5 separate regions of the Mus musculus genome follow, and all the other regions are linked to region 1. The links are chromatin loops, found by intact Hi-C in ENCODE. Cell type or tissue: heart. All regions are shown on one strand. Each heading gives the region's core, and the rest is flanking DNA. Links, peaks and the distances in the headings are about the cores only.

Region 1 (5,598 bases), core at 1,089-5,088:
AAGTGCACTGCACCAATTTGGACAGGTAGGGAAGAGACTTGGAATTTCGAGGAAGGCCTCTACAACATGACAATGTTGAATCAAACTTGAAGGTGTTGAGGAAGAGAAAGCAAGGTGTTTCTCAAAGAGTTCTGGCTGACAGAGGGTTTCCAAGTGATTTTTTTTTTTAAAGATTTATTTATTTATTATATGTAAGTACACTGTAGCTGTCTTCAGACATTTCCAGAAGAGGGAGTCAGATCTCATTAAGGATGGTTGTAAGCCACCATGTGGTTGCTGGGATTTGAACTCACGACCTTCGGAAGAGCAGTCGGTGCTTTTAACCGCTGAGCCATCTCTCCAGCCCTCCAAGGGATATTTAAATTTTGAGTGGGAGAAGCCAGGCAGTGGTGGCACACATCCTAACATTTGGGAGGCAGAGACAGACAGATTTCTGAGTTCGGGGTCAGCCTGGTCTATAGAGTGAGTTCCAGGACAGCCAAGGCTGTACCAAGAAACCCTGACTTGAAAAACCAGGGGGAAGAAATCTGAAGGGAGGGCCAGGCAAGGTAGCATACACTTTTAATCTCAGCACTTGGGAAGTAAATGCAGGCAGATCTCTGAATTCTCAGCCTTCCAGGGCAACGCAGTGAAACCCTATGTCAGATAAGTGCTGCTTAGTTTGTGTGTGTGCCACATGTATGTGGGTAGCTAGCGAGGTCAGAAGAGAGTGTGGGGTCCCTTAAGCTGGAGGTGAAGGCTGTTGTTACCAGCCTGACATGGGTGCTGGGAACTGAACTCAGGCTCCTATGAACAACAGAGTGTACTCTTAGCTTCTGAGCCATTTCTCCAGCCCAGACTTCACTTTTAAAGCAAGGCTAGGTCTCATTGCCTAAGCTGGAGTGCCTTTGAAAAAGGTCATAACTGTATCAGGATGCAGGCCCAATCCAGTTGTGTCCCAGATGGTGGGGCTCAAAGCTGGGACCACAAGAATAAGGCTTGAAATAGTTGTCACTCTAGCCGGGCCTGTAGTGTATGCCTTCAAACCCCAGCACTCAGGAGGCAGGTGAAACTGTTTGACCCAACCTGGTCCATAAAGTGAGTCCCAGGTCACCTAGGCCTGTCACGTAAAGAAACCCTGTCTCAACCCTCCCCTCCCATTCCACCCCCTCAAAAATGGTTCTGTCGTTGTCGTGGCTGAGGATTGAGGTAGTCCTGATGTTTCTGTAACCATTTATTATCTGCAAAGCATTTGTTATTCTCCCTGCCTTGTAGGTTCCAATTGCTGGTTACCTATATATGCGTGCGTGCGTGCGTGTGCGTGCGTTCACAAGGAAGCCTCCGTGTTCAAGCACCACTTACCTCATTTTTAGACACGTTCTTTCCCTCGGCCTGGAACTTGTTGATAAGGCTAGGCTGGGTAGCCAGTGGGCCCTTGGGTCCTGTTGTGTTCCTTGTCAGTGCTGGGTCACAGGCACAAGCTACTGTGCCTCATTTCTTTTTCATGGGCTCCAGGGATCCACTTCAGATCCTCAAACTTGCAAGACAAACATCTACCCAGCCCCATCAATTACAATCTTTAAGAGATGTAAAATGAGCCGGGCAGTAGCGATGCACACCTTTAATCCCAGCACTCTGGAGGCAGAAGCAGGCAGATCTGAGTTGAGGCCAGCCTGGTCTACAGGACAAGTTCCAGGATATCCAGGGCTACACAGAGTAGACTCTGTCTCACAAATTCCAAAAGCACACAGGGACACCGCCGTAGAGGATGGCAAAGGGAGGCACAGAGTATGTCTTGTTCCGGGGAGAGGTCCTGTGAAAGATCTGCCTGGTGTGGCTTTGTGCAGGTAGAGCTCAGGTTATGTTTGGATCTTACCTGCAGGTCCTGGTGGGGCAGCCACACCCCATCCTTCCCTACTCACCTCATCTTTGTTTCCACACCCTAAGGCGGCCGAGGAGGAAGACGTCCCCAAACAGAAAGAGCGGACACACTTCACCGTCCGCCTGACAGAGGCAAAGCCTGTGGACAAAGTAAAGCTGATCAAGGAGATCAAGAACTACGTCCAGGGCATCAACCTCGTCCAGGTGCGGCCCGCTCCTCAGTGCCTTCTCCTCTCCTCGGTGGGACAGCTTTAATGCCCCACACTTCTGACTGTTGTCTCTTTCAGGCCAAGAAGCTGGTAGAGTCCCTGCCCCAGGAAATCAAAGCCAACGTCGCCAAAGCTGAGGCCGAGAAGATCAAAGCAGCCTTGGAGGCAGTGGGTGGCACCGTGGTTCTGGAGTGAGGCATGGTTATGAGGACTTACGGACTAGAGTTCTGGGATCCGGGCAAAGCCTGCTCACCCCGATTCACTCCCAGCTGCTGTGGTGGGAGCAACAGCTAGTGACGCGAGTGTCCGAAGTCTCCTGAGAGGGACAGGATGGACCTACTGTGATGGGGTGGGGCAGTGACAACCTTTGCAGAACTCACAAGAGATTGCCTTGGGAGCTTACCAAGTGAACACACCCTCTGGTGGCTACTGAGAAAATATACTATTCAGGCTGGGGTGTTCAATGAGTGGTGTGTGTGCCCAGGGCTGGGAGTATAAAGGACCACCTGGAGGCATGTGTGTGTCCTGAACCTTGCTTGGGGCCTGCAGCCATATATCACGTCTCATTGTTTGTGGGAGGGGCCTATCCTTGATGTGTCCACCCAGACACAGCACAGAATGGAGCTGGGTTTAAGGGAGGGGTTGTGTCTTGATGTTTGGATGAGGAATTTCCATATAGATACTTGGAGAGGTAGTGTTCCTTTAAGATGTAGCCCTGGCTGTCCTGGAACTTGTTTGTAGACCAGGCTGCCTTTGAACTCAAATCCACCTGCTTCTACCTGCTGTGTATCAACACTGCCCAACATATACTTGGAGATTTCAAAGTAGCAAAGTGTAACCCTGGCCCAACAGTCTTGGATCCAGAATAGACTCAGGTGAAGGGGCGGGGCAGAGCTGTTAACTCTTAATACCCAAGGCAAGATTGTTGCCCATTGGGAGATAAGGGCACTTAAACTTAGAAGATGGGAGTTCTGATGGATTTGGGATAGGGCAGCGTGGAAGAAGGGGCTTGTGCATGCAGGTCTTGGAAGACCCAGACCAAGCCTGGATTGGGTCCCACCCAAGGTAGCATGTGGGGTATGTTCTTTTGTTCCTAGAACTCTGAGCTGAGCCTAGGAGAGCAACAGTTTCTTCATTTGAAATGCTCAGTAGTATGTGAACAGAAGGTATCCTCTGGCACTGGTACTGAATATTTGCAGTTCCTGTAAGAGACCAGAAGAGGGCAGTGTTGCCTTGTGATTGGCAGCCCCACCCAGCTATAAACCAGTCCACTCCACCCTACATAGCCAGGAAACTGCAGCTCCCTGACTGAACGACTGGACTCTGCCTTGGGGTTGCTGATGGCCACACTGTTCTGGTTAATGGTTGTCTAGCAGCACATCATGGCTGTCTGCACAAAGGTTGACACCAGGAGGCCTGGTAGCACTTGCCAGATCCTGGGGCAGGTGACTGAGCTCAAGAATCCCAGCTTAGACCAGTCCTGTGGCCCGAAAAGTTCACTTCTGAGTACTATCTCAGCCCAGGCCAGCCCAATCAGTGCTGGGGGAATGGATACCAGGCCTGTGTTTTCTGAGCTAGAGGTCAGATGTACCCTGACCTCTTTGGCTATTAACCTCACTCCAGTGATTCTGTGCTCTTAGAGATCTGAAGGCAGAAGCTACAGACCCTAGAAAATGGTTGTGCTGACTGGTAGTAAAACGCTTGCCTGGTGTGTTTAAGCTCTGAGCACCTTCCCAAGCACTTCAAAGCAAGAAAAACATTTGGGCCTTACCTAGGCCAATAAGGTACCTCCCTGGCTAACTCAGGCCCCTTGCTTGGTGAATCTGGCCACCCCAGCCTTCCTGACCTGTTAACACATTACATGTGGGCCCTAGTATACTGCAGTTTGACCCCAATCTGAGAGCTGCATGCATGTTAAATCCTGTCTTAAAGGTAAAACAAATCCTTAGCTCCTAGCCTACGTTTTCCAGTTGGGACTTGTTCTTGCTCTACCTTGTAAGCTGTCTTTCATGGACGTGAGGTCTTCTGGCCAGTAATGGTTTCCAGCTCTCTCAGAGAAGGATAGACTACATAAGTCTACATCTGTAGCCTGGTCACCTCCATTCTGTTAACATGGTTAGACTTCCTATTAGATTTGGACCAAATGAGACAAGACAGAACTGGGCATAGCTTTGTTTCCTTGCTGTGTGACAGTCAGGCCTACTTCTATACCCTAACCATTGGCTCTGTAGCTCATGGTTCTTAGATGTAACTTTGAAGGTCCCTCCAGTGTTTTATATACAAAAGCAGTATCCTCTTGCTGAACACCAACCATGCTTCCTTTAGCATATGACCTCTGCTGTGCCTGGCAGTGTATGTCTAGTACTTGATGGTTTCTGGGTAGGGCTAGTCTATATGGGCAAGACCAAGTGGTGCTCCTGGTCTCACCAACCAAGCAGCCAGCTGTTCGGTTCCCTACCCCACAGTAGCCCAGCTAAGATATCAGATGCTGCCACCTAGAGACCTTCCTAGACGTGAGGTTGCATGTTGTCTGTACCTGCTGTAGGAAAGGAATGGATCCAGTGTGGGAAGTGCCCCTCACCCCCTTGTTATAGGCTTCCAGTGTAGGGTGCTCTTGGGCATGGGGGAAATGCCAAGATGGCACACCCCCAAGCAAGATGCCAGATCTTGCATTGTGCAACCTTGGTACTATGACAATAAGTATCTTGGCATGGGAGGCCACCTAGAGTTCTAGACGACATCATGCTCTCTACTTCCCTCGCTGCTACAAAGTTGGGCACTGGTTGGCAGGACTGGATAGGATACTCCTATTGAATGTTCAGCGGGAGCGGTGCCTGGAGCAGTTGGCCAGGTGTACGTTAGTTTTCTGCAGGACACGTGTCTTTTTCATTCACAATGCCAGACTTAAAGCAGCCTTGGGATTCAGAAATCACCTTGGCTAGCAGGTGCACCCTCAAACTGGGAGCACATGTGGATTTCTTTGCCCGTGTTCAGTAGGTAGAGATGGGCTTCTGAGACCAGGCAGATTGGAGCTGCCTCCTAGGAGCCTGAGCCAGTAACCATGAAGAATTCACAGCCCAGAACCCTCTCCATGGTGGCTGCCTAGGGCTGTGTCCACAGCAAGGCTTGGGCTGAGTTGCACTTGGCAGGGACTCGCTGGGTGTAGGCATGGGGGAGGAGCACTGCTACCCTTTACTAAGAGCCTTTTGTCCCTGATTTCTATTTAATTTGCAAGCTGGCCTCAAGACGGTTTCCATCCCCCCCTACATCTGGGCGGGGGCTGGGCTCTCGAGGGGGATAGGGGACAGAGGTCCACTGCTGCAACACGTGTCCTTCTCCTGGGTAACACACGAAGTTAGCACCAGGGCATAAGTTCAGACTAGGGCTAGAGGGTGCTGGTAGGAAACCAACCTCCTGATGAGTTGAGAATGGCAGAGCGCCTTCGGAACTGAGACCAAAGCCATGATCTGGAGAGTGGGGGTGGTCATGGGTTAGCTCAGTTTCACAGTTGGCTCCAGTGGATCGCCTC
Region 2 (5,598 bases), core at 1,035-5,034, 220 kb after region 1:
GTAAGGGACTCTGAAGACCTACAGGGGTACTATGTGTAGCAGGTAGCAAATCACCCCACATGATTGCTTATTTTGTTTTGTTTTTTTGAGACAGGATTTCTGTGTGTAACAGAGCCCTGGCTGTCCTGGACTCACTTAAGCAGATCAGACTGTCCTTGAACTCACAGAGATCTGGCTGCCTCTGCCTGCTGAGTGTTGGGATTAAAGGCGTGTGCCACCACCACCTAGCCAGACACCCAGCATGTTTTCTGAGAATTGGCCTGCCGAGGCCTGATGATCATCAGAGGGCTCAAGCCTAGACTGGGCGGGCTTCCAGGAAGGCCCCACAGCTATGCCTCTCTGAGGGCACAGCCTGGCCCTTACCTATAGGCAGCCTGCGATCAGGCTGGGCAGGATTAAAGGAGAACCTTTCTGCAGACTGGCGCAGGCAGCAGGTCTTCTCACGTTGTGTAGCCCGGTCCCCGCCTCTACCAGCAGGCCCTTACCGGTTCACCGAAACATTCTTGGACTCCATTGCCTACAAGTGGCAGTTGCTGTGGCCTGTGGCAGATCCTGCCACATGTGTGAAGGCTCCAGTTTTACTGCAGCATGTGCACACATGCTGTTTGTTATCCTGTCCTTTCTGAGAGCTCTGCATTCGTCCCACTGAGATGGATGGAAGGGAGCACGGGGCTCAGGCTTTGAAGCAACTAGACTTTGGGTGATTAATGGCAAAGAGAAAGCAGGCCTCAGAGAGATGGTGTTGATTTATTGATGTTGCTTTGTAAGAACAAATTTACAGCTCAGGGAGGCATCCTGGGGGTGGGGGTCAGGTGGTTAAAAGGCTACACAGCAGCTTTGATGTAGGGTGGCAAGAAGGAGGCACTGCCAGCAGCTGGTTTATTTATAATGCAAGGCTGCTGGGGGCGGGAGGAGGGCTGTGTCTGGAGGCAGGCTGGTTCACCTTTCCCTGCACCTGTCTTGCAAGGACTCTTGGAGGTAACAGCTGCTGGGATCTTCCCATCCTCCTGAAGCTGGAGAGCTCAGGAGTTGATGCTGGTGTGGATTCACTAGACCTTGCAGGCCACAGGAGGGAACTCTAGAAGTCCAGGAGCTATGGAGGAGAAACGGGCTCAAAGTGACCACACAGGCACCATTCTGGAGAGCTGCAGACTGCCCCACCTGCATCCCACATACCAGCTGAGGGAGCACTTTCTCCAGCTGATCCACTTCCACAACATCCAGGTCTTCTGCCTGGGCCTGCCAGACCCCACGGACAGCAGCCTCTGGTGGAATGTCATGAAGTGAGCTGGGGAAAGCGGGGCAGCTCTAACCCTGCCCTTGTTAGGTCCCCTGCACCCATTGTCAGCCCTCAGAGGGGGCCTAGGTGGCTCTTGAGTGTTTCAGGGACAGGACTTAGGCTTGATTGTAGCTGAGAAAAACCTTAGTTTACTGACAAACCAAACAAGAAATTGTCATCTTTCTGGTGTTGTGGGAACCCTTGGCTCACCTAGTACGAAGATCCTCAGGAACTCCGCCATGAGCTGCAGTGCATCCCCGCTGACTGGAGGGAAGGGGGAGGGTGGTGGTGTCATAGGACAGCCTCCCTCCCTGTGCCCCACATATTCCCCACCCCACTGGTGCCCCAAACCTTTGGTCTTGCAATCCCTGAAGTGCAAATGGAGTAGTCTGCTCACCAGTTCCTAGAAGGAGGGCAGAGTCAGTGCCATTCCTCACAAGGCTGTCTGTCATTGTCACCCCCCTCCGCCCCCTCCCAAGTATCAGTTCTGAATGGAGCATGGTTGTGACTTCCCAGCTGGAAACTGCTATCCTGGGGCCATTTCCTATGTTGAGAGGATGAAGCCAGCTATGCTTGGAGGGGAGGATGTAGTGGGGGTCCCCAGTGATGTCACCTCCAATTCTGGGAGCTGAGGGGCAGTGCTGCACCTTTACTGCAGGGAGCTAATGTGCCAGCAGATTGGGGAGGGGGCGGTGGCGGGCAGCCTTGAGGAATGCTGGCCCCTTTGGCAGTCCTGGCTTGGATCTACTGCCACACACACACAGGACACCCAGCATGTTAAGCCGGGCTGTGGCTGGAGGGCTGGGTGGACGTATAACCAAGAACCCTTGAGCTTTCTTTGGCAAGAAGTCGGAAGTTGGTTCTAGTTGTGAGTGGAGAGACAGCACTAGTTTGGGGAAGACCCTTGTAGACTAGGTCTGGAGAAACCTAGCTGTAATGATGAGTACCAGGTGGTGGCGGCAGATTGGCCAGGCATCTGGAATGGCTTGAGAACTGAAAGGTTGGTGGTAGTTTGTGAGGTGGAGATGAGAGGGAGAATCCAGAGGCCTAGGAATCCCGTGAGAGCACCAAAGGTGAGCCATGAGGAGCCCCCGAGCATCTGTGCAGTGTGTGAAGCCGAGACCACTCAAGTTTGCCTAGTCCAGAACAGAATGGGGAACGACCAGGGAAAGGCAAAAGGTAGGCAGCGACAGGCACCCACGACCCTCGAAGTGGATGGCCTACAAAGAAAGGTGAGTTTGGATTCACGAGCGTCAGCCACAGAGAAGCCTTGATACCCACTCGCTGCAGAGGGGCACGGGTGGAAATGGACACAGGCACAGGTGAACTTGTTAGTTGGGCCAGGAGGGTCCATGAACGACTACGTGAGAGCAGCGCCACCTGCTGGTCCCCCCCCCCCCGTCCCCGCTCGCTACCAGAGGGCCCCAGTCCCACGAACCCCAACAGCAGACTGACAGACAGCACCTGGGCAGAAGCCCATGTCAGAGCCAGGGCTGGACTACAGCTACGCAGGCTGTTTCATGGAAGTGTGGATGTGACTGCTGGAGGGTAGGATTAGGGTAAACCCGTGGCACCTCAAACTCCTGTTCCTGGCCAGAAGGCCACAGCCTGAAATGTAAGCCCCTCCCTTCCTGTCACTCTTTCCTGAGACAGCCCACTCCCCATAGTTCAGTGAACTATCACAACTCCGGTCACGGTCAAAGCCCCCAAAACTCTACTCAAGTACTGAACGGAGTGCGGAGGCCAGGCTGAACTCTGCACAGGGCGCGCGCTGGCCTGATGCCAAGAGCCGACCCCTCAGGTGGCACCACTCATCGTAGAATGGAGCGCCTCTGCTTAAGTTTCCCGCACGTGGGCGAGTCCTCCCAAACCTGTCACTGAGAGATGGCCTCGGCCCGAGCAGTGGAGGCTCGCATCAGTGTGCCTCGCGCACTCCCATCGGCCGAGTTGGAAAAAGGCCCTGTGGTCCCTCCCGAGAAGACCCCTTGTAGCCAGCCTGGATGTGCCACTGGTCGTCCAGCTTGTTAATCTACAGACCCGCTCAGTCCAGCCGCAGAGCGCGCGGGCTGCTCCCACCCTGCTGCCAGGCCCCCACCAAAGACACGGTAACACATCGATAAGGCTGACTTCGAGCATGCACGACTGTCTCGCGGGGATCCGCAACGCCCGAGTGTGCCTGCCACTATTCCAGAGGCCTCACCTTCCGGAAGCCACTGTTTCCCTCCATGGCCACAGTCTCGATGTGCACTCTCCGGAACCCTCCCACATCCCAACCAATGAACGTGGAACGCGACCCTGAGGTCCCGCCTCCAATCCCAGCAGCCAATCATCCAAGCGTTCCCCAAGCCGGGACTTGAGTTCCAGCTCAAGCCCGCCTTTCACTTTCATTGGTCTACCAATAGCCATGCCTTCCGCAATGCCTCCTGGGAGATGTAGTTCCTATCCTTCCCGGCGCACCACACTCTTCCTGGATACTGAGGCGCGAGGAACCGCGTCCTGCCACACCAGCGACCCGAGGCTACGTCGCGAGGGCGGGCTGGGGGCCACAGGGCCAGACTAGGGTATGTGCAACGCGTATACTTGCTCTTCTAGGCCAGTGTTCTGCTGCGCTCCAACTCTATCTCCAAACCCCTTCCTCGAGCCATTCCAACCTCCTTTCTATTCCACATTTCTAGGCCTCCCCTTATATAGGGCCAGCTCAGCTCATCTCCGCGTACACGCCCTAGGGAAAGGGGCTCCCAGCCTTCGGCCTAGCAAGCTAATGTGTATCCTGTCTCCAGGGGCATGCTTGCGAGGCTCCGTCAGCATTCGGGGACATGGAGGAGTTCCGGCGCTCCTACAACCGCCTCTGCGAGGAGAGTGGGGCTGAGCCCCAGGAGGCTGTTCTGCAGCAACTGCACCAGCTTCCGAAGGGCGGACTGGACCTGACTACTCAGAGCCTGACGGTGGAGACCTGCAGGGCCCTCGGCAAGCTGCTGCATAAGGAGACGCTGTTGAAGGAGCTTGTCCTCAGCGACTGCATGCTGAGTGAAGAAGGTGAAGCCAGTGGCCTCCGCACCTGAAACGTCAGAGTTGGGTTCAATCAAACACTTTTCCTCGGGGCTAGCCTCAGAGCGGGTGTCTGTGAGCAGGAAAGTCTTTGCGTGTCCAGGCCTCTCTGCTCTCTCCTCTCTTCCTGCACCTTTTCCAAAACCTGGGAACAGAGGTCAGTGTCACTGTAATAGAGAAGCCTTAATGTTCCCAGCTTTCACGGTTCCCCATGCCGGCTTGAGAAAGATAAGGTCTGGCAAGCTCAAAAACTGTTTCTGACGTGGCCTTACGGCAAGCCAGAACAGTGGTACCACTGTCTGAGTAGCAGCTCTGATGTCACTGAGTAGCAGCGCCAGCTCCAGTGACAGCCCTCTCTTCCAACTATCTTTACACAGGGTCCACACTGCTGTTCCAAGGGCTGTGTGCCAACACCAGTGTGCAGCATCTGGATCTAAAGGTGAGCGGGCTTGGGATGCTGCTAAAGTCAGGAAAACTAGGATCTGGCCACCACAACGTTGCCTAGAGCTATCTCCTAGCCTCTCCCACCACCTGGAGTCTCTGTGGTTCAAATGTGGTATCCAGAGCCAGGGTAACAAGAACTGACTGGCCAGGGTGTTCCTTTTGTAGGGCAACAACCTCCGAGCTACAGGAGCTGAGGCTCTGGGAAAGCTCCTTCGACAGAACAAGTCTATTCAGAGGTAGGTAGGCCTCGCCTGCACCTCACGTTTTCCTCCCTGTGTGGCCTAGGGTCCTGTAACCAGCTCACTTCCCACTACCTACCAAGGTTCTGCCCCCATGAGTAGTGAATAACCTGGTTAATCCTGGCCTTCCACATGCCCTGGGCTCCATGGGAGGAGTGTTCTGCTGAGCCAAAAACACGTGTCCACCCTTCCTGTAGCCTCACGCTGGAGTGGAACAACCTTGGCACGTGGGAAGATGCCTTTGCCACCTTCTGTGGGGGTCTGGCAGCCAATAGTGCCCTGCGGCAGCTGGACCTCCGAAACAACCAGATCAGTCACAAGGGAGCAGAGGAACTGGCCCTGGCCCTGAAGGGCAACACCACCCTCCAACAGCTGGGTGAGGTCTCCTGAATTCTGCTGTACGCCCGTGAGACCTAGGTCCATTGGGCTGTATTAAGTTGCACCCTGTCCCTCTGGTGATGGAGAGGTTAGCCTGGGCTCCTGGCTATACTGGCAGCCACCACGGGCAGTGAAGCACCAGAGAAAGTATCCTCTGCTGGGCCAGCCTTCCATACAACTGAATGACAGCAGGTTTCCTTCCAGACCTGC
Region 3 (5,598 bases), core at 630-4,629, 290 kb after region 1:
TAGGAGAGCCATGTTAAGGTGGTCACACAAGGTGCAGACAGCTACAATGAACACTTTGTAAACACTGTCAACATTCCCAATCAGGCCAGAAGAAGGCTTTGCAGTCTCTCAGACAAGGTCTTGCTGCTTCCATGGGCTGAGGCTGGGTCCTTGACACACCATACAGCACACTTAACTCACTCCCATGACTGTCTACTGAGTCAGAGGTTCATAGAGGACCAGTCAGCTGGGACTCTCCCTTGGGGGCACCATGATAGCACATCCAGTAATTCCCAGGGCTCTTAGATTAACACAGAGATCGCACAACACCTAGCCCCTTAAGGTACCTTGAGCTTTCTTACTTTTTGGATTCCAAATTTCCTGTCTAAAAACAAATGACCTAAACCTAAAATAGTTTGAAAAGCCCATACAACAAAGAAATTAAAAACAGGTCATGGTCCCTACAAAATTTCAACTTTCTCTGCCAGGGGCTGGAGAGATGACTCAGTGGTTAAAAGCACTGACTGCTCTTTGCAGAAGACTTAAGTTAAATTTCTAGTACCCGCGTGCTACAGATGCTACAACCATCTGTAACTCCAGTCCCAGGGGATCTGATGCCTTCTAGCCTCTGCAGTCACTGCATTCTATGATGTACAGAGCAAACTTACCCACACCAAAAAAACAAAACTAAATCTCACGGGGCGTGGTCTCTTGGACGTGTCCCTCGTCCTTAATCACAGCACTTGGGAGGCAGAGGCAGGTGGATCTCTGTGAGTTTGAGGCCAGTCTGGTCTACCAGGTGAATTCCAGGACAGCCAGGACTGTTACACAAAGAAGCCTTGTCTCAAAAACAACAACAACAACAAAAGCTTTTCTCCAGGGCCTATGAGTGCTGGCTGGCAGGTAAGTGGTGGGAACCCACTGCTGATTTGGCTGGGGTCTGTTCACTTGTGTGGCTGTCACCTCCAAGGCATAATTTCCTGGCCAGAGTCATAAAAGTTTGTTACTAGGGTTTTTAGGCAAAGGCCTGTGAAAATCCCAACAGGCCAAGTCTTTATATCTTCAGTGCACTACAGAGCCAAGAAATGAGGTAAAGGAGAGAAGGAAGATTTAAGCAACTCACACACACACACACACACACACACACCCCTCTGTGCATGTGTGCCCCTCCCCCACATACACTACATATCATTTGATATGTTTAAGAGCTATTTCTACTTTATGTTTTATCTCCCCCCCAACCCCAAGACAGGGTTTCTCTGTGTAGCCCTGGCTGTCCTAGAACTGGCTCTGTAGTGCACTGGAGATACACAAACTTGGCCTGTTGGGATTTCCACGGCCAACCTTTGCCTGAAAACCCTAGTAACAAACCTTTCTGACCCTGGCCAGGAGAAATCACGCCTTTGGGATGACAGCCACACAAGTGAACAGACCCCAGACAAATCAGCAGTGGGTTCCCACCACTTTCCTAGCCTCGAACTCAGAGAGATCTTCCTGCCTTTTCTTCCCTGGGAGGGTGTGCTGGGATTAAAGGTGTATGTCACAATCGCCTGGCACATATCTTTTAAAAATGTTTGTATTAAGTTTTTATTTTGTCTGTCTGTCCTGTGGAGTCGGAAGGGCAACTTCTGAGAGTTAGTTCTTTTCATTCAATATGCAGGTCCCAGGGACTGAACTCAGGGTATTGTAGCTTGGTGACAAGCACCTATTTATTCACTGAGCCATTGCACCAGCCCTTGACTAACCCTTTAAGTGACACTGAGGATTCCCTAGCTCCCACTACCACTTCTGTGTCTGTCATATCTGTGTCCTTAACAACAGTGTCCTTAACAACCATCATGCGCCAGGCAGTGGTGGCGCATGTCTTTAATCCCAGCACTTGGGAGGCAGAGGCAGGCGGATTTCTGAGTTCGAGGCCAGCCTGGTCTACAGAGTGAGTTCCAGGACAGCCAGGGCTATACAGAGAAACCCTGTCTTGAAAAAACAAACAAACAAACAAACAAACAAACAAAAACCATCGTGCCTTGACCTCACTGTGACTAGCCAGTTATGGCTTTTCCCCAGCAGGTTTGAACCCAACCTCAGCCTTTGACCAACCTTGGGCCCTGACCCTGAGATCCTGGTGTGAACCTGAGCCAGAATTCCTTAATCTCTCACAGATGTTGCATTTCTAAACACCACACTGGGACCAAGGGGGTGGGGCTGGGGTAGGGCTCTCTCTCTCTCTCTCTCTCTCTCTCTCTCTGGCTCGTTCTTTTTGGTTTTTCGAGACACGGTTTTTCTGTGTAGCCCTGGCTGTCCTGGAACTCACTCTGTAGGCCAGGCTGGCCTCGAACTCAGAAACCCACCTGCCTCTGCCTCCCAAGTGTGGGGATTACAGGCATGGGCCACCACTGCCCAGCCATCCCCTTTCTCTCGGGTTCTCTGTTGGATGAGCTCACACTGTAGGTCCCACAAAAACTGTGTTCCGAGCACCTGGTGCTTAAATCTTTCCTTGTGATGTCAATGCACTCCGTAGAATATGGGGGTACTAACTGTGAGAGTGTGCATAAGTCAGTTGTGTCCACTAAATAGAACATTGAGTTACTATCATCGTTGCTAGGAAACACACACACACATAACTCGGCAGGCTCCTGTCCATGGATTCTACTTTTGTTTACTCTACAAAGGAGACAGTAAAATGCTTCGAGGAGTTTCCAGAGGCCGACCCATCCCCAGAACTGGAAGGACTGGAGACTGCAGCCATTCTTACTGGTCAGAGCCAGAGGCTTTCGCTCTGCACTGCAGCGCCCCCTACCTTCTGTACGCATGCCATGTGCCAGAGGCTCTCGCTCGGTGCTGCAACGCCCCCTGCTGTCTATATGCCTGCCATGACGGGAGCTGAACCTGAGCTGAGTTGGGGCAATAGCAGCAGCCAATCTCCTAGCTACCGACCACTTCCTGCTGTGTAAATTGCTGCCTTTCTCCAGACTCTACTCCTGCTCTTGAGATGTATACTCCCCTTTGGCCTTTCTTCTACTATGCTCCATTGTAGCTAGCAGACCACCAGGGGTTCAAGTCTGAGACTCAAGTCTCTTCCCAGAATATCTGAACAGCAGGAATGCCTGGATCAGAGTAGAAAACTATTAGAAAATGTGTAACCATAGCCAAAAACTAGACAAGAGTGCATGGCTAGTCACCCAGGAGAGACACAAAGACACAAAGATGTCGTGCAGAGCCTTCAACTTGACCAAGTGAATATACAGATAACACAAATTGGACTTTTTTGGGGGAGTGGGGGAGTAACAAGGGCCGGGGGCAAAACAGGGAAGGACTGGGAAATGAATGTAATAGCGGTGTATGGTATGAAATCTCCAGAGAACCTATACAAATATTACTGACTGAGTGAAAGGGCATGGGATAGCCGCACACTCTGGACAGCCCAAGCACAGAGTTTGGCTTCTACAAAGGAAATCGACCTTTTCCTCTGTTTGTTTGTTTATTGTTGTTTTAAGTTTTCTCAGAATCAGTTCAGCCCATTGGTGCACCTTCCCTGAGCACTGTGGAGATTTGGTGTAGAGCTCTGGGTAACCCTGGGTAGCTTGCTCTTTGGATGAAAACAAACTATTCAAGAAACCTTGGAAGTCATACACACAACTGTCAAAGAGGAGCCAGCTGTGTAGATGTAGATTTTCCAAAGGCACTTCCCAAGTAGGTTTTTTTTGCGGGGGGAGGGGGGGAAGAGGGGCGTGCAAAGCTAAGCTTTGAGAGCATCTGGGATCTACACAAGCCAGTGAGACTCAGGGCACTGTCACTGCTTAGGAATTAGCATGAAAAGGAATCCGATTCTCTCACCATCTGCCCTTAGGAACCCACAAGTGGGGATGGGGAGATGGTGTAATGGGGAGTGTCCTTGTTGTGCAAAAATGGCTTCCTTTGGGATCCCTTGCAAGTGTGTGTGTGTGGGGGGGGAGCTGAGTGAGGAGGCAGCATTGATCGGCTCCCCAGGCTCCAGGGGAAAGATGGTGGGAGGAGGGAGGGGGTAGTCGTTCCCTAGCATCCAGTCTGGCTGAGATGTGTAAAATGTGTACCACCATGCTTCAGGTCCGCTTAAGAGACCCCATCTCAAAAATAATGCGCAGATCAACTGAAGATGACAGCCAATATCAACTTCATGTACATGTGCAGGTGAACACAGATGAATCCACACACACATGAACACATACACACACACACACACTTATGAACACACATGCATGCCACACATGAACACACACACACACACACACACACACACACACACGGGATCTCTCTCACAAACACACATACACCACTACCAACAAGTCAGAAACTGTGGGCAGGAATATATGTCAAGTAAAGCTACATTCAGGAGAAGGGTATTCAATTGGGACACTGGTTGTCCAGAAATAGGGGCTCCTGTACCAGGATGGTTTTAAACCCACTATGAAGCTTTGAGTTCTCCTACTTCCACACAATGAGTGCTGAGATTATAGGTGTGCATCACCACAACCAGATTGGTTTTTTTGTTTGTTTGTTTGTTTGTTTGTTTTTTGATAGTTTCGCTGTGTGACAGCCCTGGAACCTGTTGGCCTGACCAGGTTGGCCTTGAACTCAGTGATCCATCTGTCTCTGCCTCAGATTAAAAGTGTGTGCCTGTGCCACCATGCCCAGCTCACCCAAATTGATTGACTACAACAGATCATTTATTAAAGAGAACTTTTACGTCTAGTCTTGCTTCTCATGAACCAGAGACACCAGCGAGAATGGAGTCTTCATAGATACGTGATATTTATCATAGATGCGAAGCCAGCTTCCTGGCTACCTGATGCTTAGGTTACAGGACCAGCCTTGGCAGGTGGAGGTACGGGGGACACAACCACATGTTCTCTGTCCCACAGCAAGCTGCTTCAACTCTGGCAGTCAAGACCTTGTCTGTTCTGAGCAGTTCTATCACCGCTGAAGGTGGTGTGGACAGACTTTCATCCTTGGAAAGACTGTTTGCTGGTGGAGCCCATGAGTGAATACAGTGCAGGCAAAGGAGGAAACCTGATTGCTAGGGGTAAAGGGGAGGTCTCCAAATTCCAGTACTGAATGGAGTTGAGACTTGCTGCCTCTCCACATTGAGGTCACAAGCAAGTGAACTGGCTGATACAGATGACAGCATTCCTCACAGTATCTTAATGTTACTATAGGAGTTCTGCAGCAGTTTGCTTTCTTCTTCTTCTCCTTCTTTTGGTTTTTTCGAGACAGGGTTTCTCTGTGTAGCCCTGGCTGTCCTGGAACTCACTCTGTAGACCAGGCTGGCCTCGAACTCAGAAATCGGCCTGCCTCTGCCTCCCAAGTGCTGGTATTAAAGGCGTGCGCCACCACCGCCCGGCTCTTCTCCTCCTCCTTTTTCCTTCTTTCTTCTCCTTCTTCTTCAAATTTTTTCCCTTTTTTTCTTTTTTCTATATTTATTTATTATGTATACAGCATTCTGCCTGCATGTATGCCTGCAGGCCAGAGAGGGCATCAGATCTCATTACAGATGGTTGTGAGCCACCATGTGGTTGCTGGGAATTGAACTCAGGACCTCTGGAAGAGCAGTCAGTGCTCTTAACCGCTGAGCCATCTCTACAG
Region 4 (5,598 bases), core at 930-4,929, 120 kb after region 1:
CACCAAGTACCTGAGCTTCCTTCTGAGCACCTCTCATTCTCCTCTCTGTGGTGCCTCATCAGCCACACCCGGCATGGGACAGAGCTGCACCAGAATCCCTGTTTGGGAGCTGGGCCTCGCCATTCCTGTCAGCTGCTTCATCACCGAGCCAGTCTCCCCACAATCAACCACCAAGAGCAGTTCTGGGGTCCTCATCAGGGTCCCCAGATATGCACAAGCTACCCAGCTCCCTGGCCCGGCTCGCCCTCCCTTTCCTAAGAGCTCTTGCTGTGGGCGGATGTGGACCGGTTCCAGTTTCTTCCCGGGGTCGGGAGCCTACAGAGTGCTTCCCACAAGGCTTTATTCAGTTGAGCCACCAAAGTACAATGAGGACCAGGCAGTCTCTGCAGAGGACAGCCGTGCTGCCCAGCTGTCGGGGCAAGTGCATCTTCCAGGAGTCAGGAATGGGGTGCTAGAACGTGCCCCAAGGTAGAGGGTGCCCACGGGCAGGGTGGCCCAGGAACAGAGGTCCCCAAAGCCTCTGGACCTTTCACCAAAGCTCAGTGGGCAGATGTGCAGCTTCCAGTCAGGCAGGAGGGGTATCTCTGGCCAAGACTGGGGCAGTGGCAGTTGGAACCCATGGATGCCCGGGATACACAGCAACACGCCTCCAGTCAGTCACAGGTGCATCTGCTTATCCTGTCCACGGGCCACATCATTGGGCTAGCTACCCTCTCTGAGCAGCTCAGAGGGAAGGGCTGAGAGCCTGCTGCAAGGCAGGTGCCTCGCAGGCAGGCAGCACCCTCAGCAAGGCCAGTTTCCTTTGGAATTGTGTGAGCTGACATCAAGACACAGAAGCAGAGCCGGGCAGGAAGAGAAGAGGTGGGCACAGGGCAAGGGCGTGAACAACATCTCCGGGTCTGAAGCTAGTCAATCTCCCCTCCAGGCGGCGCCTCCTGCTGCTTCGTGGCCTCCAGAAAGGCTAATTCCTTGGCTTCTTTCTTCTGATTCCGTGCTTCATACTCCAGCCTGGGGCCAGACGGGTTGTAGGTTGGTTCTCTCCAATACTGGGGGTTTGCCCACTGCCAACCCAGTAGGGGGGAGGGTGGCAGAGGGGAGGGGAGGAGACACACCTGTTCTTGATGATCCTCTGCACAATCAGGTCTGTAGTGAGGTCACTGCCACTGTCAATCTGATAGAAGATGCCTCTTCTCTTGGGCTCCTGGAGGCCTCAATGGGAAGAGAAGTGGGAGATGAGAGGTCTCCTGACCACAGAGACACCCCCAGCTGTCCCTCCACCCATGGGAGACCAATACCAGGAAGGATGGTTGCACCTACTTCCCCGAGGCAGCCCACGCCGGGCAACCCACCTGGTAGGGGTCAGACCCATCCCTGTCGGGTACAATCTCTGTCTTCCCGTGACACACCAGGTCCACCTGGAAAGGGAGCAAGGTCAGGAGACTTCCTCAGAGTTGCTATGCCACCACTGACAACCACTTAGGGCTAGCCCAAACCCCAAAAAACTGGCCCAGGCTGAAGCAGGCAAGAGCCTCTAGGAAGATTAGCATCATGTTCTGCTCAGGAGAACTTTGAGCGAAGCCTCACCTTGAAGTGATTCAGGAGCTCCGCTGTCACGGAGTATGGTGCCCCAATCACCACTTCTGAAACATACTGCGGAAACACAGCCAGTGAAGCACCTCACTCAGTCCTCATCCCTGGCGAGCTAGAGGGCTAGAGCGTGGCAGAGGAGGCCAGGGGAGCCAGCAGGGCAGGGCGACACGGCCAGGGCCAGTGGGCAAAGGGGACCCTCAGACTCCTTCAGCAGGGGAAAGAAACTGCACCCAGTAGGGCCCAGCCGCCCGGCCCTGACTCCCAGTTCACTTACCCGGCAGGCCAGCACACTGAGAGTCCGCTCGTGCAGGTTCATGATGGGGTAGTTCTTGCCCTTGTACCGGTTTACTTCCTAGGGCCAGTGAGTTTGGCTCAGCTGGGGGACCTCAAATGAATGGTGCCTTCCCTCCCAGCTGGCCGTCGTGGGCAGAAGCTGGGAAAAGTGCCCCCTCTCATAGGAACACCCTAGGCAGGGCTGTCCTGGACTCCAGAAGAGAGCCAAGCTTGCCTTCGCAGGCACCTGGAGCCTCCTCAGTCCTTCAGAGGCCACCTGTGCCCAACACTGACCCCAGCAAGGCCCCTTGAGGGACCCCATGGCCCATCAGCTGACGGGGTGCTGAGAAGCAAGCAAGGAGGAGGGCAGAGACCTGGTCAAAGTGTAGGCCGGCGATGACGTAGGGCCTCTTGGCTAGCTTGTGCACCTCCTGTAGGAAGTCCACGTGCCCGATGTCTATATCCAGATTAAGAAGCAGTAACTAGCTGTGTATCATGGTGTTCTTGTAAACCCAGCACTTGCGTGGCGGAGGCAGGAGTATTGCAAGTTCTAGGTCAGCCTGGACTACACAGGAAAATTCTGTCTCAAGAGAGCAAGACTTGGGGTTGTAGTTCAGCAAGAGGTCACTGGCCTCGGATACGCAGAGCCCTGTGCTCCATCCCCAACCCCATGGATGGAGAGGAGGAAAGCAGGCCAGGTAACAGCAATGGGCACCCAAGGGACCCCGTGCCATTCTCCCTGGTGAAGGCCGCACCCACCACAACCCAGCTCAACCCTGGAGCCTTGGAGGCTATGGGTCCCACTCTGAGGCATGACTTCGGGCAGCAGAGGATACGGAACAGGTCAAAGGCACCAGCCACATAGATGACCGTCTCCCCGGGCTGGGGCTCCTTCCCAGAAGCAAACTGGATGATCTTCTGGGATGTCTGTAGAAACTGGGACACCCCTGTCCAGGGGCTCTGCCCCCCAGGGCACTGTTAGTCAAGAGAAGGAACCAGTCAGTGGTAGAGGCCTCTATGTGTGCCCCTCACCCAGTACCCTCCCCTTGGTCATTCTTCTGGGCCCAGGGCTCCCTGTGCCCCTGTCGTAGGTGTGGGTGATGGGAGTTGCACAGAGCATTACAGGCTGGACTCCCCCAAACCCCAGCCTGTCAATAACCCAGCAGCACAGCTGGGGGCTGTGTCCAGGCAGGCACTTGGGGCAGGGGCAGGGACACACCATGGTAAGGCCACGCAGGACCACTGTAGCTAGCAGGACTGTGGCTCCACCCGGTGGCCACAGAAGATAATGCAGTCAACACCAGCTCTGCCTGGCAACACCACCAGGAGCAGGCGCAGAGCCCAGTGGCCAGCAGACACAGCCCTCTGGGGGACCCGGCACCCTGAGGCCACCATCTGGTCACCTGGGAGGAGACTTCTGAGGAAAGTGTGTCCCCGGCAGGTGTCGGGTGAGGGGGCTACAAAGGGAGAGAGGGCCAGGCCATTTGGTTAGATGCCACCTGTAAGGTGGGCAGTCCTTGCTCCTCCTCCAAGAAGTGGCTGCTGGGACTGGCCACCTCTTGCCTGTCCTCCCTCCCAGCATCCACTAGCTGGCCAAGCCTGATGGTCAGTACCTGGTCAGCACTGGGAAAGAGAGGGAGGAGGGCAGACACTGAAGCTTTGGGCCAACCTTTCCCCATGGGACGCCTAACGGGTGGGTGGGAATGTCAACTGGATTTCCAGAGTGGCCTCAGCGAGCCAGGCTGTACTCACCTTTCCAAAACTGTCAGCATATTCCCGGTACTCAGAGGACATCTCCTGCACACAAGGGCAAGAAACTAAGGGACCTTGCCCTCCTGACTGCCAACCCTGGGCCCAGCACGCCATGGCCCCGGAGCCCACTAAGGGGTTGGTCAGGGAGAGAAACAGGATAAACCTGAGGGTGGCTAGGTGGTGCACCCCCCCCCCTGCACCCACCCTCCCCCGTGTCCTTAGCCCAGGGACCGTATCCCAGACCCCATCCGTTTGGACTCACCTGGCTGCTGTGATGGGCCTTGGTCACCAGCAGCATGCGACCCACGAGGTCTGTGGTGGACACACCCTGGGTGCGTTTGCACTCTCTGGGACAGAGGTAAGGTGGAGGTTTTCATCCAGGACAATCCTGAGGCTCTGCTATAGGCAGAAGCCACCTGAGGGACACAACCCTAACCCAGGACCACCCACCCACAACAGAAAGCCAGACTGGGGCAGGAGCAATGGGCTCACTCAGCTGTACAACGTAACTCCAGGGAGTAGGCAGGTCACATTGAGGACATACCAGTTCTGGCCCCCATTCCAACGTTGTTCCCTCTGGCCTCTATTACACTCAGGCAACCCTGATATGCATTCCTGGCTGCTCTGTCCCTATAGGAACCACTGGCCACAGCTGGCTCTTTAAATTACAGTTAATTAAAATAAAAAGGCAGCTCTCCAGGGGCACCTGAGACTACCGAGTCTACGAGTCTAAGGATGTCCTACAAACGGTGATGATCGAGAATGCTGCCATCTGGCAGAGCTATGCCTGGTAGCACCGCAGAGGCCCTGGGGTTGGTCACACAAAGCATGCTGTCCTGCACTTTCCACACCTGACCGAGGACCCAAATGCCTTGCAGGGTATGTATGTCAACACAGCAACAAGGAGAGCTAGGCAGGGGGTCTCCTCTTGAGCCCCACTCCCTGGACCTACCTGTACCTCCCAGCCTGCTTCACTTCCTCATAGGTGTCTCGGCCGTCTACTGTCAGCGTGATGTCATCTAGAGGTGACACGCACACAGAAAAGGATTTGTTCCTGTTTTGTTGTTATTTTGAGAGGGGGGCAGGGCATGTCTTGCTATGTATCCCAGGGTGACCTGGAACTCTTTTTGGAACAAGGCTTCTCTGATTAACCTTGGCTGTTCTGGAACTTACTTTATTTATAGACCAGGCTGGCCTTGAACTCAGAAATCCACCTGCCTCTGTCTCCCAAGTGCCAGAACTAAAGGCGTGCACCACCACCGCCCAGCTAATCCAGAACACTTAATGTCCCGTTTCAGCCTCCTCAGTACTAATGCTAAGATGATAGTTATGTGTCATCACACTAGGCTCATAAACAGGGTTTGTTTTTTGGGGTTTTTTTTTTCTTCTTTTTTTTTTTGGTTTTTTGAGACAGGGTTTCTCTGTGTAGCCCTGGCTGTCCTGGAACTCACTTTGTAGACCAGGCTGTCCTTGAACTCAGAAATCCGCCTGCCTCTGCCTCCTGAGTGCCATGCGCTACCACGCCCGGCAAATTTTTTTTTTTTTTTTAGATTTTTTTAATTCATTTATTTCATGTATGTGGGTACACCATTGCTGTCTTCAGATATACCAGAAGAAGGCATCGGAGCCCCATTACAGATGGTTGTGAGCCACCATGTGGTTGCTAGGAATTGAACTCAGGACCTCTGGAAGAACATCAGTGCTCTTAACTGCTGAGCCATCTCTCCTGCATAAACAGGGATTTTTAACTGAGAGCCCCCAGGGGCCCCTTTCCCTTTGCCACTGCTCTGGGGATGGTCCCAGAGCTTCCTTGCATGTGCATAGGATGAGCCAAGATGAAAAGCCCACTGTCTCTGTGACTAGGTCAGCAGGGCTGACTGCCCAGCCCCCACCTCAGACCCTGCCCACTCACTGCCGTGAACACAGAAGTCACAGTTGTGCTTGTCCAGTGTCTCCAGGGTGGTGACGTAGGGAGCAGCGGGC
Region 5 (5,598 bases), core at 875-4,874, 61 kb after region 1:
CTGATACCCAGGTTGCCTTTGAACTTCCTGTTGACTAAGAAGGCCTTGGACTTGCAACCCTCCATCACCCTACTGAGTAGCTAAGTTAAGGCTCTGTGTGTGTATGTGTGTGTGTGTGTGAGAGAGAGAGAGAAAGAGAGAGAGAGAGAGAGAGAGAGAAAGAGAGAATGTGTGTGTTTGAGAGAGAGCGCGAGCATTTTTGTTTTTGTTTAGTGAACTCTTTTTTTTTTTTTTTTTTTGGTTTTTCGAGACAGGGTTTCACTCAGTAGACCAGGCTGGCCTCGAACTCAGAAATCCGCCTGCCTCTGCTTCTCAAGTGCTGGGATTAAAGGCATGTGCAACCACCACCTGGCTTAGTGAACTCTTAAGACACAGCTAACAATGACAGTACCTTAGATCTGATGACCCTCAGTGACATATCCATGGGCTAGCTGTGGCCCTGCCCATCCCTGCTTCCACTGGCTACACAGCAGACACACACAGTTTCTTGACACATTTCCACCACTTCCAGTGGAAACCAGTTGAGCTGTGCACTGTCATAGAGCTCTTGTTTCGTGTTTCTTGTGTGTCACCAGCTAGTATCCTCAGGCCCCCATAATAGTCAGCAGTAAACTTGACAGTTTCCTGTTCAAAGACTACACTTCCCAGCTTCCTTTGCAGACTATGAAGTCATTTCTGCCTCTACACAGAGCCACATCCCATCTCCCTCTGCAGGCATTTTGGCCCTCTGCACACAGGGATGACGAGTAAACATGGTCCTGCCTAGGGGCAGACCAAGGTTTTCTTCCACCTCACTCTCTCTACAGCTGCCCTTTGAAATCTAACAGATTTTTTTTTAACCTGTCCAGGTGCCCACTTCCCCCCAGGCCAGAGGTCCTCCATCTCCTCTGTGTCCTCCAGACAAGAGTTTGAATATGAATATGAAGTGGCTACCACCAGAGAGTTGCCAGGTCCTCCTGCTTCAATGAAGATTGAAGCATGGCTGTATGAAGCCCATACCTCAAACAAAGGACCTCCAGCTCTTCAGTCAACATGATAATGGACATGACAAAGCCATTCTACATTTTATACATTATCCCAGTTAAAACTAACAACTAACCACTGAGTATATGGTAAATGTGGAATCAGTTAATACTTAAAACGAGGTGGAGACCCAGAAATGTCCAAGGACCAAGAATCACAAAGGCCACAGCAGAGCCTTGGCAAGGGAGGACAGAGGGAATCCCTGTGCTGGGAACTTTATACACTGTTCATGGTCCTATCACAGCAGGCCAGGAAGAAGGCATCTCACAGTCCTATTGCAGAGGATGTCACAGCTGTCACCTGAGAGCTGATCTGAATGACTCCCAGCCCCGACACACTCCAGGGCCTTCAAGGCTGCAGAAACTGGCTAGGGTGCTGGGTGCTCATTATCTCTGAGTTTGCCTCAGCTCCTGTCTGCATCCTACATCAGGTTCCTAAACTCTCTGAAATGCTGCTTCCCAGTGACACCCGTGTGGGTCTGCTCACAGCCCCTCTACTGGGAGAGATCCGGAATGGGTTTATTCTCTATAGAACTCTCCACTTCTATAGGACCCAGGGCTTTGGAAGGCAGGGTAGGGGGACAGATCCAGGACCACATCAACTCTTCTAAATACATCCAATATGCCAGGCACATGATGCTAAATGGTCACACTTTGCTACCCACCACAGTGACAATGCGAGTGGTCCCTCACTACAATCAATGGTGCAATGGCTGGTCACTCTGTTCTTCTGAAACGTCTACTATCCAAATGTTGTTGTTTCCTTCTTTCCTCTTCCCACCCCTTTTAGAAAAAAGGTCTCATGTAGCCCTGGCTAGTCTTACATTTCTGATCCTTCTGATTCCACCACACAAAGAGTTGGCATGACAGGTGTGTGCCACCACTCCCTGCTTCAAATTGTGAGGCTTATAGCGACTGACCAGCCAAGCAGGAGCCACAGTGCTGTGACAGCTCGGGCCTGCTTCCAGATGACAGTGGCAGGTCATCAGACCTAGAACGTGTATCCTATTCTTTCCCGGGACTAGCAAACTATTAGATATTCCCTAAATGGACCCAAACCCAGACTCCTTCTCCTGAAGGACCTGGCTCTCGTTGCACTCCTGTCACATCGCTGTCTAAACGTCCTGGACACTCCCCAGAAATCCACCAGCTGATCTCAACTCACTGGGGGCCTTTGCTTGAGCCTGCCCTGTGTTTGAAACATGGCGTCCAGAGGGAAGACCATTTTATCTCGGACGACCACCCCAGGATCTGGGCTGCTTTTGTCAACAGGGTACGATACTTCCGGCCACCAGCATGTCCAGCTTGCCCACAGACAGGCCCCGGGCTTGCGCAGAGCCACTGCATCAGGACAACTGGGATGTGGGCAGGGCAGGTAGCCGGCAAGGACACCGGCGCGGTTTGGGGAGGCTGGCCTGCGCAGCTCAAAAGCAGGGAGCGCCCTCAGAGGCTGCCCCGGGACCGCGGGCGTCGGTTCCCGGGGAGGTGGGGGGGCGGCCGCCACGTCCGCACTCCGTGGAGACACCGGCCTTGTCTCTCCCCGCTCAGGCCAGGCGACCCAGCGACACCAGGGCGGGGCGGGGCGGGGCGGCCAAGGTCCCACGGAGCCTGCAGCGCCCCGCCCCGCCGTGCCTCCGCGCCGCGCCTTCCTCACCTCGCCCTCCTCGCCGCCGCCGCTGCCGCCGCCGCCGCCGCTTCCAGTGGGCCGGCCGGAAGTGACGCGGCGCGCAGGCGCAAACGGCGCGGGCCACGTGATCGCTGGCGAACGGAGTGCGGCGAGGTCGGAGGCGCGCGAGGTCGTCCCGGAAACACGGGTGGGTGTCGGGGGAAGGGAGGGGTTGCCGGGCATCTCTGAACAAGAACATCGGCGCACCGGCCCCGGACACGCATTTCCCCGGCCCTGCGCTGCCAGCGAGCCCCCGCGTACCTGGCGATGGTTTTGTACTGGACTGCGCTAATCAAGTCATCATCACAGCTTGGGAATTATGTTTATTGAAAAAGTAAAAAGTATCACCATTAAAAAACAAACAAACCTGGAGAAAAAGCCAGGCCAGAGAAATGGGTATAGGGGCAAGAGGGTCGTTCCCCACAAGTCCTAACCAGCCTGGCTGCCTCACTGCACATCCAGTGGGCACTCTAGTCCTTGGGGCAAGGTGCTTGCCACTTCTCCAAGGAGGCGCAAGCCCCAAAGGGCTCTCCTGGCTCAGTCCATGCTGGTTCCTTTGAAGAGTTCCACCAAGTCTTTGAAGTCCGGGTCAATAAGGTCGGAGGGCAGATCGCCATCATCATTGGCTGCATCTCTGTCTGCCCCCAAAGAGATGAGATACCTGAGGTGTGAAGGGCAGGTGGTTAAAGCCTACTCAGCCCACTCCGGGGCCAAAAGGCTAGAATATTGGGGTCACCTGTTTGTTTTTTCCAGGCAGAGTGAGGAGGAAGAAACCTGACCCCTTGGAAGCTGTGGCCAGATTTTCCGGCTTGCTCTAATGTTGCAATCGGGTAGAAACTGCCAGAATCCCTGAGTTGATGCCTACATCCTCAGAGCCATATTTTGGGGGGGTCCACCTGGAGAGATTAGGATGAAACCTCTGAACCACATTCCATAGTCTCACCTGGCTATGTCAGGGTACCCATCACTGCAAGCGATGTGCAGTGGTGTCCAGCCTGTCTCATCCCGCTGGTGAATGTCAGCCCCGTATTTGACTAGCAACTTCACACACTCTAGGTTTCCAGAGAGCACAGCTTCATGCAGAGCAGCCAGTCCTGGGCAGGGTGGGAACACAGGGTCAAAGCTGTAACCCTCAGAAGAGGATCTCCCCTGCCTCCTTATGGACAGAAGGCCAGACTCTCAGTTATCTACTCACCTGAGGGATGGATAGTGTCTAGGGAGACTTTCCGAGCCCGGATAAAGCGTCCCACCTGCTCCAGGTCGCCTTGTCGAATGTGGTCCAAGAAGAGAACATCGTTAGGGAAGCGCACGCTCCGATCGGCCAACATCCGCCGCCTCCGCTGTCGGGGGCTGTAGCGAGCATAGCGGACCGTTCGGCTGGGCATCCTGGGATTGAGGTGGGCTATCTCTGTGGGTATGAGTGAGAAAGTGTCCCTACCAGACCAGATCTGTGTAAGCTCTCCTGCTCGACAGAACCTCGATTCCAGCTTATAAAGGGCTTGCGAGGCTATATAAAGCCACGCAGTCATGCTTGCAGACGCGAGGGGCTGAAACTGAGCTGCTCCGCGCTCCCTGAGCACAGGATCATGTTTAGTGGCTCATCTTTCAGCACACCTGTCACTATGTCCGGCCAAAGGGGTCAGATCCTTCCTGGCTACTACTCCCTCTCCGCAGCTGGACCTAGAAGGTGCCTTATAGAGGACAGAAGGACTAGGAGAGAGTCCATGAAGAAAGCTGTGGATGTGAGCTCAAGGGCATCAAGAGGGTCTAAGCTTAAAGGATGATGGATCACCTGTCTACCTACTGGGAGCTGAGCTCCCTCCCCATCTGAAGAGCACCAATCCATTGTCATTTAGGAGGTCACAGCCCTGTCCATTTCCCAATGTGTCACTCTCACCTCTCCAAGAGTAGATTCCCAAAACTGCCTTTAGGGTGCATCATACTGACATCTCAACTCTACAGACAGATCAACACTACTAGTCCTATGGGACTCACCCAGCACACACACATACTGCCTCTGTTTTCTGGACAGCCTATGGACTCATGTTGAAGATATCCAGTCTGATCCTAAGAGTCAGGGGATGGTTTCCATTATGGGTGAAGAAAGGGAAGGACCCCATACAAAGCTTCCTGCAGCTTCTTTGCCAGCTGTCTTGCTTTTACAACAGGTTCAACTGTGGTGTCAGGCGATGCTTGGCTTGGGGGTATGAGACTACCAGGTAGACAGAATGCAAGAACAGAGTTGGGCCAGAGGAGCCCAGAAGCTTGGCTGTGGAGCTACAGATAGCTCCCAACTCAACAGCTTCCCCTGCATCCCTGAATGCTAATGGTGGACTCTGCAGATTGGGTTAAGCCAGAACTTAAACCCTCATGGTTGCAGTGGCTGGCAGCCTCATACCAGGAAGGGCTCCTTCTGAGGTTCTGAGGGAGCCTTTGCACCAAGCTTACCAGAGTTTACCAGCCTCAGTCCTTGGTGTTCTTTGGCTTCTAAAAGTATCACACAATCCCTCCATTCATATCTAACGCTGCTGTCTACGCCTGTGTCCAAATCCTATGCCCCCACACATACACTTTTCTTTGTAACTCAGGCAAACTCCTGAGCATCCTGCCCTCAGTTACCACCTGCGAGTTTACGAGGGTGCACTACCACAGTCAGTTACCCCATTACTTTTTTTATTTCCCCCCACCCCCAGGGAAGGTAGTTGTTTTCCAGGTTGGCCAGTCCTGAACTCAGAATTCTCCCTCAGGCTCCTCAAAATTGTGCTAGAATTACAGGCCTGTGCTGTCACATCTGGCTCAGATAGCTCCTTACAAAGGCATAAATGTTCTTACAAAGATTTAGGGCACAGTGCACTACAATATGACCTTATCCTATTACCCAAACAGTCACATTGAAAAGTATCAAGAGCA

Evidence for each region. A loop is a pair of places that touch in the nucleus more often than their neighbours do. Peaks named below come from ENCODE experiments on the same cell type or tissue, not always from the same donor. Only the 100,000 strongest peaks of a DNase experiment are listed, where the experiment ranks them.
Region 2: a loop joins it to region 1, with 2.4 times the contacts of the local background. A loop is called at or near these places in 7 of 42 quality-filtered maps.
Region 3: it touches region 1 in a loop (3.0-fold over the local background); 9 of 42 quality-filtered maps call a loop at or near these places.
Region 4: a loop joins it to region 1, with 5 times the contacts of the local background. A loop is called at or near these places in 10 of 42 quality-filtered maps.
Region 5: a loop joins it to region 1, with 2.3 times the contacts of the local background. A loop is called at or near these places in 4 of 42 quality-filtered maps.

What each region holds. Positions count from the first base shown.
Region 1 is chr11:120,486,171-120,491,768 of GRCm38, forward strand. Mrpl12 (mitochondrial ribosomal protein L12) reads left to right here. Exons shown (of 5, transcript NM_027204.3): 4 at 1,927-2,064; 5 at 2,148-2,584. The coding sequence ends at 2,264. Among named protein-coding and RNA genes, the nearest start is that of Slc25a10, 2.9 kb to the right of the region's middle. In heart, for the core only: a CTCF peak has its summit at 3,283 (motif pointing right); DNase peaks (open chromatin) are centred at 2,219, 3,381 and 4,701; H3K4me3 peaks cover 1,549 bases; H3K27ac peaks cover 577 bases.
Region 2 is chr11:120,710,214-120,715,811 of GRCm38, forward strand. It overlaps Cenpx (centromere protein X), which reads right to left and starts at 3,554. Exons shown (of 5, transcript NM_016665.2): 1 at 3,480-3,554; 2 at 1,631-1,682; 3 at 1,490-1,543; 4 at 1,177-1,265; 5 at 728-1,093. The coding sequence starts at 3,506. The coding sequence ends at 1,079. It overlaps Lrrc45 (leucine rich repeat containing 45), which reads left to right and starts at 3,740. Exons shown (of 18, transcript NM_153545.2): 1 at 3,740-3,840; 2 at 4,060-4,315; 3 at 4,705-4,766; 4 at 4,937-5,007; 5 at 5,208-5,386; 6 at 5,593-5,598. The coding sequence starts at 4,096. In heart, for the core only: a CTCF peak has its summit at 2,715; DNase peaks (open chromatin) are centred at 2,158, 2,768 and 3,598; H3K4me3 peaks cover 2,879 bases; H3K27ac peaks cover 2,515 bases.
Region 3 is chr11:120,773,454-120,779,051 of GRCm38, forward strand. No RefSeq gene overlaps it. Among named protein-coding and RNA genes, the nearest start is that of Rfng, 8.0 kb to the right of the region's middle. In heart, for the core only: no CTCF peak of the experiment used is centred there; a DNase peak (open chromatin) is centred at 2,798; H3K4me3 peaks cover 228 bases; H3K27me3 peaks cover 1,178 bases.
Region 4 is chr11:120,609,764-120,615,361 of GRCm38, forward strand. It overlaps Pcyt2 (phosphate cytidylyltransferase 2, ethanolamine), which reads right to left. Exons shown (of 14, transcript NM_024229.3): 3 at 5,528-5,598; 4 at 4,568-4,634; 5 at 3,878-3,962; 6 at 3,616-3,660; 7 at 3,267-3,320; 8 at 2,700-2,838; 9 at 2,238-2,320; 10 at 1,865-1,942; 11 at 1,585-1,650; 12 at 1,350-1,415; 13 at 1,113-1,201; 14 at 299-1,008. The coding sequence ends at 906. Among named protein-coding and RNA genes, the nearest start is that of Npb, 4.1 kb to the left of the region's middle. In heart, for the core only: a CTCF peak has its summit at 3,140 (motif pointing left); DNase peaks (open chromatin) are centred at 3,158 and 4,428.
Region 5 is chr11:120,546,981-120,552,578 of GRCm38, forward strand. It overlaps Mcrip1 (MAPK regulated corepressor interacting protein 1), which reads right to left and starts at 2,747. Exons shown (of 5, transcript NM_001033231.4): 1 at 2,677-2,747. It overlaps Ppp1r27 (protein phosphatase 1, regulatory subunit 27), which reads right to left and starts at 4,152. Exons shown (of 3, transcript NM_026814.3): 1 at 3,884-4,152; 2 at 3,632-3,782; 3 at 2,995-3,349. The coding sequence starts at 4,073. The coding sequence ends at 3,226. In heart, for the core only: no CTCF peak of the experiment used is centred there; DNase peaks (open chromatin) are centred at 2,781 and 3,611; H3K4me3 peaks cover 2,941 bases; H3K27ac peaks cover 2,713 bases.